Regions from separate parts of the Homo sapiens genome. Here region 1 is linked to region 2. Evidence: chromatin loops called from intact Hi-C (ENCODE). Cell type or tissue: gastrocnemius medialis. All regions are shown on one strand. Each heading gives the region's core, and the rest is flanking DNA. Links, peaks and the distances in the headings are about the cores only. Region 1 holds the start of MIR7153 (microRNA 7153). Region 2 overlaps GNAL (G protein subunit alpha L).

Region 1 (5,376 bases), core at 310-5,309, 220 kb before region 2:
CTCCTGACCTCAGCTGATCCACCCGCCTCAGCCTCCCAAAGTGCACCTGGCCTATGTGTGCTTTTCCAAACAGAAACATTAGTTCCAGTGAAAGAAAAAAAAAGTGGGGTACACTGCACCACCAGGAAAGAAATTTAAAGTATACCACAATCAAAAAAATGAATTAACAACCTTATTTTATTCTTAATAAATAAGACGAGAGGATTTTTTAAAAATCCACCTACACTCCTACCACAGTGATAGTTGGTTTTATTTTCCTCACGTTTTTTCCAGGTTTTACTCAAAAGTATTTGATTTTACACGGTTAAAATCAAACACACAAGTTTTATTCTTTGCTCGCTTAATGGTACATCTTACAGATTTTTCATGTTATTCCACAGACTTTACGTGTATCATTATTACAGATGTATGACAGTCCCTTCAGTTTCTTCAAAAATTTATACATTTCTCACTTTCCAGCCAGATGTGCAAAGAAAATGTGGGTTCTTTATCCTTTATAAACACTTGGATATTCTCATGAGCCCACTCCACCGGGAGTAAGGAAGGACACATAAACTTTGAACTTGAAACTTTATGTTACCACAGTCCCTGCCCAATTTCACGAGCTCTTGGGTGACTTCTGAGGCGGGTAAATAACGTTTCCTGCTTCTTCCACTCTCTTGCTCTTCTCCAAGAGGATGTGGGCCTGGAGTGGTGCCCATGCCTTCGCAGCGCTGGAGGCCTGTGCTCCTTCCATGGGTCCCCACCTTGGATCCTGTCCTGGGTGCACATTGGCTGGTTCCACTTAAGTGAGAGTGAAATGGAATCCAGCTGAGAAATGTGACTTTCCCTTTAGTACGGGCATCCCTCCCAAAGAGCCTGGCTGTCTCCCACTGCTGGCGAACCCCACCTCAGCTCCTGCTGTGCGGTGGGGCCTCTTGGCGTCCACTTGTTACATTGCAATCCCACCTGCCCCCAGTCCAGGCAGCTCACCTGGCCGCTCTCATCTGCAGGGCCCCTCCAACCCCACCTTGGCAGACTTCTAGGGCAAGCTCCCCAGCAAGTAGCTCAGATCTACCCTGCATCCCTAGGACGTCGGGGTCCCTTCCCACGCCACACAGCAGCTGATGCTGCTCTGGCACTCAAGCTTGTGCTTCATTTCCATTTGTAATCTAGGGAAGGCCCTTGCCCCTGTGCTCTCTTCGCAGGAATTCTGAAATGAGCAAGGCCAAATGCCCTCTTCCACAGGCCTTCTAGCCAACCCGTCTAAAGCACCTCCCTGCTGTGCTTCTGCATCCCTGCACCTGCCTCTTCTGCTCCCGTGGTGGCAGGATGGGGAGCAAAACCGAAAAACATCTGGGAAAGAACGCAAAGGAAGACAAAAAGCAAGCAGGACCCTTACCACAGGAAATAAGCAGCTGAAATGAAGGGGGAAACCAGGAGCATTGATCGAGAGCATGGGGAATGGTCTAGTGCCCCAAACAAAAAGTGTTAGGTGCCCACTGGCTTCAGCAACATGCAGGTACTGGGGGACCTTGAAATGATGCCGTTTCGGTGGAGTGGAGATGAGGAAGTCAGCCAGCCTGCAGTGGCTTCGGGAACAAGTCGAGGCAAGAAAGGAAGACAGTGGATGTAGACACTGCTTTCAAGAAATTTGACTGTGAAGGGAAGGAAAGATATGAGATATGGAATGCAGGTGGCAAATGCAGCATCCAGTATTTTGGCTTTTTGGTTGGGGCAAAGGTAAATTCAACACTGATGAGAGCCAGCCAGTAGTGAGGGGAAGGCTAGCAATTCAGACAGCGTCTTTTCTGCAGGAGGGAGGTAGGGTTTTCTGCTAAGAGAGTAAGCAGCAGGGGCAGGAGGATCAAAGGACCCGGGTACCAAGAAGTTTGGAAAGAGCTTCCATGCTTAATGCAGGAAAAGCGGAATGAAGACATACAAGAATTACCAAGGAGTGCTGGATGCGCAGACGGCCTCAGCCAGCACGAATTGACTGGGGCAGTGACCTGGAAGGAGATGGGTGCACCTGTGTGCTTCCCAGCAAATCCCGACTTCAGGGTCCGGTCACAGAAGTGGTAAACCGTCCATGGTGTGGATGACTTCGACCACCTACCACATTTGTCAGTTCTCACCACACCGAGCACAGGAGCTCGAGTAAACACGCTAGCTGGAATGTAAGCTCCAGGAAGGCAGGACGGTGCTGCCCACCATGACACAGCTGAAGGGTCCTTAGAAATCACCTAGTCAAACCACTCCATTGACAAGGAAACCCCCAGTTTGGAGAAGGAGGCCGGAGTCAAAGGCAGACCTCCTGAGCTCCACTCCCAGACCTTTCGCCAGCACGGGGTGACCTCCAACTCCCTCAGAGAACACAGCCCTCCCCCTTTGGCTTCCAGCTGGAGCGTGAATTCCCGAAGGACAGCTTCACTAGATGCCCAGATTTAGGAAAACTGTAAAGCAGAAATATCATTCCATTTTTAAAGCAACACAACCTCCCCACGTGATAGCTATTAGTAAATAGCTCACAGCTGCGAGGAGGGGCTCCAAAGGACACAACACCCTGTGCCATGGGGTTTCCACGAAGATACATTCCTAGGTGTGGGCACGGTACTCCTCCCCTCCCTGCGGCAACGCGACGGGATGGCACCGGCGCGCTCTGGGGTTCGGAACGAGGCCAGCAGGGGGCGGTCTACACCACTGAGTGTTTTCCCAGCTCGGTTTGTTGTTTGGAAGGAAATTCACGTGTGATCAATCACACCTTAAATATCTTCTGTAGCTATAAATATCAAACATATGTTTTCTAAATGGTTTACACTCCTTATCTCCCCTTTTATAAGTTCAATAGTAGAGAGGTCGTGGTGAGGGACAGAGAAGGAACACCAGACCTGGGTCCGCTGAAGAAACAAGCCCAACAGGAAACTGCCAGGCGAGACCGCTCAGTTGCCTCCCAAACACAGATGGAAGACAGGATTTTCTGGAATCACAGCAAAAGAAAAAAAAAAGCCTCAGCTTTGAACATCTCGACAGCAAATTCAATGTCTAGTCTTTATTATTGAGCAAGTTCCCTAAAACTTCAAAGAGGTAAGCACATCAAAAAAGTACTAAGTATGAAACCCTGGGAATATAAACACATAAGAGACATCCTCCTGTCTTTGAGGAACTGATAACAAAGGGGAAAGAAGATACTATCTCAGGAGTGCTCTGAGCGTGGTTAAGGGCGTGATTCATCCCTATTTAATCAATATAGCTAGGGAAGAAGATTCCAACTAAGCATGAAAGAATAGATGGGACTCCAACCAGATTGTGGAGCACTGGAAACCAAGATAGTACATGTAGCCATTTTTAAGTTTGAATAGCAATTATCTTTCTAGTACGTAATCAGGGTGCAAAGCTTATACCCCTCATAAAAGAGTTTACTGAAGTTCAGCTACAACTTCCAGGTCAACACTTCTCCCCAACCAACCCACCTTTTACTTTGTCCCTCCCCCAAGGGGCTCAGGCCCACTACTGGGGGTAACTCAGCAGGACATAAGCCAAAATTAGGCCATCAGTATCGTGCTTTGGAACGGATTTCATTCTCGATTTTTGAATCCCTTGAATCTCTGTGGTATTGTTAGGAAGGATGGTGTCCTTTATATAGCTTTCCATAAAAAGTGTCTGATTTGTCTGGATGTCCAGCACATTTTAACAAACTCAAGCCTCTAGACCTGGGAGCTGGACCATTGCTTCTACAACAAAGGCAAGTCAGACACAGGGATGGAGCCAGTTCCTCTGGTCTCATGTGTGTGGGGGCCTTCCTGTGCCAATGAATCTACCTCTACCACTCACCCCACCCTAGCTGCATCCCAATCAACAGACAGAGCTTGGTGTGGTGGCACCACCTGTAGGCCCAACTACTCGGGAGGCTGAGGTGCGAGGATCACTTGAGTGCAGGAGTTGGAGGCTAAAATGAGCTATGATCATGCCCCCCCTGCACTCTAGCCTGGGCAACATGGAAAGACCCCATCTCTAAAAAATAGATACAATACAAAACAGACACCAAAAAAGAAGCACCAGAATTTACTTTGTTCTAAGGGATATAGGCTTTGTCACTTCAACAGTCAGGTCATGGGAGTTCTCAGAAAGTGTTTTGACATTTGCTCCCTAGCAGAGGAAAGTCATTTGTGAAACTATTTTTAAACAGCAAAACTAAAAAGGTGGGGTGCCATCTCAGATGCTCATTAGACATTGAGTCCAGAGCTGCTTTGGGGGGTAAGACAGAGACACTGTGCTCTAAATACCAGCACAAGCATGAAGGACAGCGACCACAATCTGTGCAGCCAGTCCACTTCTTTAGGAAATTCGATTGTAAATACTTTGGAGCTGATGAGCTCTCCTGTGTCATCTTCATATCATGAAACCTAATAAAGGTCTCCGAATGCCTGCTTCCCCAGCACCTCCACACAGTAACAATTTCTTGCAGTTTCCATTTCCCTCAAACCTCCCACTGTTGCTGCCACCCTATGGAAGATGATCTTATCTCAAATACTTCAGAGAAAATCTGAAGACGCCGGTGAGGAATTCTGACGCATCCTGACGCCATTTCACCAGAGCCTGTGCGCAGCAATGCCACTCACTGCATCTTTTTTTTTTTAAAACTAAAACGAGAGCCCTTTCTTCCTATCAAAAGGCAGCACTTCTCTAGATGCTTCCGAGTAGCCCTGGCCCACCCAGCCTCCTCAGGCACTCCACTCCCTTTTTCCCTCTTTCTCATAAAACCTCAGCCTTTTCTCACAAAATGCCTCTCCATTGGCATCCGTGCCTGCTCTCCTTTGCCCCTGGGAGCCCCCCCCCCAGGATTTGGTCCCCTCCAGCTCCTTGCTCTCTCTTCCCACCGGAGCTTTGTTTTGATTCATCTGGCCATCCGTCCGTCCACTCTTCCTCAGCCCCACTCCTCAGCACCCCCCAGTCGGACATCCAGCCACTAAAACACTCTCCTTTAGGCCAGCAGAGGCTTGCGTGATGATAAGCCTGCCATCTTGCTCAGTTTCTTCATGGCTCTTGGAAGCCTTGCACACCGCTAAGCTTCTTGAAACACCCACTCCCCGGCTTCCTGAGGAACCACTCTCTGTTTACCCTCTGACCCTCTGGCCACATTTTCTGAGTTTCCTTTCAGAGCTCCTGCTCCTTCTCCAAGCCTAGTTTGAACATTGGAATTTATCAAAATCCTGCTTTCAACTCACTTCAGTTCTCACTCTGTGATCTCTCTTCAAAGGTCTCACCCACTCCCATGGCTTCAAACATGTTCACAATGCCAAATTTCCGTCTCTCGACCCAATCTCTGCTCTGAATTCCAGCCCTCCAGATCAACTCCCAACTGCACATCCCCGTGTGAAGGTCTCACATTGCCTCAAC
Region 2 (5,376 bases), core at 80-5,079:
CCAGCTACTCGGGAGGCTGAGGCAGGAGAATCGCTTGAACCCGGGAGGTGGAGGTTGCAGCGAGCTGAGATCGCACCACTGAACTCCAGCCTGGGCAACAGAGTGAGACTCTGTCTCAAAAAGTAAAAAAAAAAATTTTTTTAATTTTGAAAATAAATAAAGTACCAGTTTAGGACATCCACTAATAACTAGATGATCTCTAAGATCCCTTACAGCTCACAATCACCACATAATCATGTTTGAAACTACTAGCATTGCAGATTGGCAGAAGTGATTATTTCAGAAAGGAATATTTAGCGCGCACACACACAATACATACATATATAGTTAGAAATCAAAGTTTCTTCTGAAATATTTTGGAAGAAATATTACCAAGGAGGAGAGGAAACATAAGTTTACCTTATAAAAGTTTTGGATTATCAGAAAAGTGTTTTTGTATGAAATGTTCAACAACCATCCTCAAATTTGTGGTAATAAGACTGTTAATAGGAAAGAAACAGGGTCAGGAAATACCAGGTATACAGAAGGATACTATAGAGTTATTATGAATTTATTTATAAACACTATATGTGTAAGTGGGAAAATGACCACAATCTTCTTATAGGAAAAAGCTGATTTTAAAACACTATGATCTCGTTTTTAAGTATGTGTGAGGACAGAAAAAAACTTGGGCATGAAAACATAAAATTTCTGTAGTAATTGTTTCTGGGTATAATTACATTTGATTTTTTTCTGTATGTTTTTCTATAAGATTTGTTTTTACAAAGGTTATATATTTTATTACTAGAAGAAGCAGGTAAGCTATTTCCATTTGACGGGAAAGTGGATTGTGTGTGTGGGTTTTTCTTTCTTTTTTTTTTTTTTTGAGACAGAGTCTCGCTCTGTCCCCCAGGCTGGAGTGCAGTGGTGCAATCTCAGCTCACCACAACCTCCACCTCCCCAGTTCAAGCGATTCTCCTGCCTCAGCCTCCCGAGTAGCTGGGACTGCAGGCACGTGCCACCACGCCCAGCTACTTTTTGTATTTTTAGTAGAGACAGGGTTTCACAGTGTTGGTCAGGCTGGTCTCGAACTCCTGACCTCGTGATCTGCCCACCTCTGCCCCACAAAGTGCTGGGATTACAGGCGTGAGCCACCACACGTGGCCAAATTGTGTTATTAATTGATAGTAAGATTCCTGTAGACTAATCAGTTAGCTTGATTCCTTTGAAGTGATGGAGGCGGAAGAAGAACCAAGCCAGCTGCATGTTAAGCTCTGTGTTATTAGCTAATGAGTCATATATTACTTTGTTGTTGTTAACACTTTCACTTCTAATGTGAGTTTTCCGACCTTTTATTGGTAAATTACACCACAGAAATTCAAGTGAACTCATTACATAAGTAAATCTTAGCTTTGGTTCCAATAAATCTATATCCCCCATGGGACTGAATTAGAAAGTGCTTAACTACAGATTGAGTATCCCTTATCCGAAATGCTTGGGACCAAAAGTGTTTAAGATTTCTTGTTGTTGTTGTTTTTTGGAATAGTTGCATTATACTTACTAGTCCAGCATCCCTAATATGAAAATGCAAAGTGTCAAATGCTCCGACAAGCATTTCCTTCGAGCATCATGTCAGTGCTGAAAAAGTTTTGGATTTTGAAGCATTTTGGATTTTGTGTTTTTGGATTAGGGATGCTCAACCTGTACCTATATTTGTTTATCATTCTTTACAGATGGAATGAGGATACTGGTGTACTGAACTTTCTTGAATCCTATACATTTTTAGGAAGACGATGGTATTCTTTTAATTTAGCAACTTCTATGTTAGAGGCACTTTCATGTACTAGTGTATGTGAAATTTGTATGTTTATTTTTCCTTTTTTAGGTGGTTACGGACCATTTCTATCATCTTGTTCTTGAACAAACAAGATATGCTGGCAGAAAAAGTCTTGGCAGGGAAATCAAAAATTGAAGACTATTTCCCAGAATATGCAAATTATACTGTTCCTGAAGACGGTAAGATTTCAAAACACATTCTTATGATTGAGGAATAGAATTGTTTTATTAATAGTCCTGTAACTCTAATTCACATACCTCTGATGAATCAAAGAAATTCACTTTATTTAAATCAATTTTCTTTCTACTGCCCATATCCTAAAGTATTAGAGTGTTACAAGGTCCTATTTGTAATCGGATCCCATTTGTAAATGTTTCCGAGTTTGACTTTCCATTGAAACCGTGCAGCAGAAGAAAGAGCCATTTTGGGATGTGACTGTGTCATGCTGGTATGAGCTCTCCCTCTAGTGCCTTTGGCTGGGTGTGACATGACAGGTGCCTTGTTAGTCCTTGATACAGACCTTCTCACTTCACCCTCAGATGACCCTGCATGGTAGTTTCTATTATTTTTTCCCGTGGAAAGAGAGTCTGAGAGAGGAGAGATAGCGTGTTCAAAGCCACACGGGTAGAGTCATGCAGGCAAGGCAGTCCTTGCACCCTTTGTCCCCAAGCCCATGCTGGCAGCAGCCGCGCTTATCTGCTCCTGTCTCTAGCCTTGCTGTGGCTGCAGCCTTGGGGATTTCCAGCAGGGCCAGCAGCCATCCCAGGCCACCTGAGACTGAGGGGTTTCCGGGGCACGGGACCGTCAGTGCTAAAGCTGGGAAGGTAGACCAGGAAGAGTTGGTCACTCCGTTTCCAGTCGCTTACACTTCAGTTTCCAGTGAACACCAGGTCTACCAGAGGCTCATAGGAGTGATTTAAGGTGAAATAACACCGCTTCTTACATCTTGAATTCCAAACTAGAAAACGCAGAATAAAAGACACTTTCCTGGAAAATATAGTTAAGATTTGGAAAATTTATTTTTTATCCTCAATGAAGAGGGAAAAGAAAACTTGCATTTGTCATTAAACTTTTTTGCTCCTTATGTTCAATGTTCTTTTCTCCCTCATGGGAGAGGCATTATATAAGTATATTCATAGTAAAATCCTGACCCTTGTGGGGCCTTCCAACAAAATCCTACTGCTATCACCTGTGTCATAAAGACCCGAAAAAAATTCCTACTGCTACATATTTCCTTATAGGAATAAATAATAGACATTGGAAATGGGCCTGAGCACCAGCTCTGCCTGTGGTCTCACCAGACCCAGCTGCTTTCATGAGCCACCAGCAGTCTCCGCACCCGCCAGAGGGTCACTCAGCGTGAGGTCAAGGTCCAGGCTCTTCCTGAGACCAAATCAAGTGGAAATCTCATTGCAGTTCATCACTGCCTTGCTCTACCCGCAGCCTGATGATGTGCTTTCCAGGACTGAGGCCGGGTGCCGCTTGCCCATGGCACATCATCAGAGCATGGCTTCTGCTGCGCTTTCTGTGGCTGGCATTGCCAGTTTCCCAGCAAGCTGGGTCTTTAATTCTCCCGCTAACCGCCTCTTGCCACCTCCTGTCACTCAGCTCAGGCAGTGGCTCGGCGGCCGGGGGGTCCTTCCAACAGGGTCTGCCTCCCCAGGCCCTTCCCTCTTTCCCTCCTCATGGCTGTGGTCCAGGCCCTCACTCCTCTCGTCTCAGCAGCTGCCACAGCTTCCTGCCTGACCTCCTGTAGCTGGTCACTCACCTTTCCAGAACATTCTGTGAACTACCAAAGTCACCCTTCTGAGACACAACCTTACCTGCTTAGGAGCACCAAGGAGAAGCACCACCACTGGCTGACAGCCAAGGCCACCTGCCCAGCCGCGGGTGCTGAAGGGCTTCCGTCCAGGGGCTGAGGGGACCCTGGCTTGCTGCCTCGGTGCCAGGCCCAGTGACTGCTCTTCACCCAGCAGCATGCGTCATCTCCATCTGTGCCCTGCCTCTCCCAAGAGACTCACCCATCCCTGAGCATCTGCAGCACCTGCTGGAAGCCTGGGACCACCATCAACTCCAACGTCAACTCTCACTTAGCAATTAAAAGGAACTAACAGTTGGTCCATGTGACGGCATGGGTTAAACTCACAGTAATTGTGCTGACAGAAAGAATCAAAGCAAAAACTACACACCATGTGAATGCATTTGTGTAAATGTCTAAAAAGTAAATTAGCTGGGCGTGGTGGTGTGCGCCTGTAGTCCCAGCTACTCGGGAGGCTGAGGCAGGAGAATCACTTGAACCCAGGAGGCGGAGGTTGCAGTGAGCCAAGATCGTGCCACTGCACTCCAGCCTGGGCGACAGAACAAGGCTCCGTCTCAAAAAAACAAAAAAAAAGCACTCCAGCCTGGGTGACGGAGTGAGACTTAGTCTCAAGAAAAAAAAAAAGAACTCCTCAGATGGTACACGGACACTCTGGGCATTCCAGAGTATGTCAGTGACCCCCACCCCCGCCAAGATAAATGACATGGGCGCTCCCCAGCCACTCCAGAACACAGCCCAGGCAGAGACCCACAGCGGTTGCTGCACCCTTCCCTCCCTCACTGGATGCTGCACCCACCCACCCCCCACAGCAGGTGCTGCGCCCTCCCCTGCCCATCACTGGGTGCTGCACCCTCCCTTCTATGAATCTGTGAGTAAGTGTCCTCACAGCCTCACACACCCTGCAACAGAGAAGGCAGAGAGTGGTAAGAACACTCAGCTGTGTCGCCTAGATCTCAGATTTCGTGGGGTTACAGAAAATAATGATAGGACCACATGAATGTGGACTCTTCCGGGGGAGAATGCCTCAGAAAGGCCTAGAGCTAGAGGGTCGGCCATAGTGATCTGGGTGCTCCGCATGCCTGAGTGGGGAGCAGGAACAGGGAAGGGGAGTCTCAGAAGAGGAGGCTGATGGAAGCTGAGAGGCAGTCCATGGAGGCCCTGCCAGTGCTGCCCCCAGGGAGGCCAGGGCCCAGCTCCTGTGCCTGGAGGCTCCGAGCTTTCCTCTCCCAACAGCTCTGCAGGGAGGGCAGCTCTGGGGCTCAGGCAGGTCAGTAGGATTTCTCCCCCACCCCAGCCTGTCTTGCTTGCGCTGCTGTAACAAAATACCTTAGGCTGGTGATAGGATTTAGATCTGTGTCCCTAACCAAATCTTTTGTGGAATTGTAATCCCCAGTGTTTGAGGTGGGGCCTGGTGGGAGGTGACTGGATCTTGGGGATGGATCATTTTTGAATGGTTTAGCACCATCCTCTTGACACTGTTTTCAAGATAGTGAATGGGTTCTGCAACAGCAGGTCATTTAACAGGGTGTAGCACCTCCCCCATCTCTCTCTCGCTCCTGCCCTGGCCACGTGAGATGTCTCACTCCCTGTGCATCTTCTGCCATGATTGGAAGCTTCCTGAGGCCTCCCCAGAAGCCTAGCAGATACCAGCATCGTGCTTCCCGTACAGCCTGCAGAACCATGAGCCAATTAAACCTCTGTTCTTTATAAATTACCCAGTCTCAGGTATGTCTTTATAGCA

Evidence for each region. Peaks named below come from ENCODE experiments on the same cell type or tissue, not always from the same donor. Only the 100,000 strongest peaks of a DNase experiment are listed, where the experiment ranks them.
Region 1: it touches region 2 in a loop (15-fold over the local background); 25 of 110 quality-filtered maps call a loop at or near these places.

What each region holds. Positions count from the first base shown.
Region 1 is chr18:11,652,829-11,658,204 of GRCh38, forward strand. It overlaps MIR7153 (microRNA 7153), which reads right to left and starts at 2,113; the gene lies at 2,057-2,113. RefSeq lists an enhancer at 4,923-5,092 and a cis regulatory region at 5,008. In gastrocnemius medialis, for the core only: a CTCF peak has its summit at 2,665 (motif pointing right); no DNase peak of the experiment used is centred there; H3K4me3 peaks cover 560 bases.
Region 2 is chr18:11,870,404-11,875,779 of GRCh38, forward strand. It overlaps GNAL (G protein subunit alpha L), which reads left to right. Exons shown (of 12, transcript NM_182978.4): 10 at 1,865-1,995. Among named protein-coding and RNA genes, the nearest start is that of CHMP1B, 22 kb to the left of the region's middle. RefSeq lists a silencer at 5,188-5,376. In gastrocnemius medialis, for the core only: CTCF peaks have their summits at 2,284 and 2,486; a DNase peak (open chromatin) is centred at 2,288; H3K27ac peaks cover 936 bases.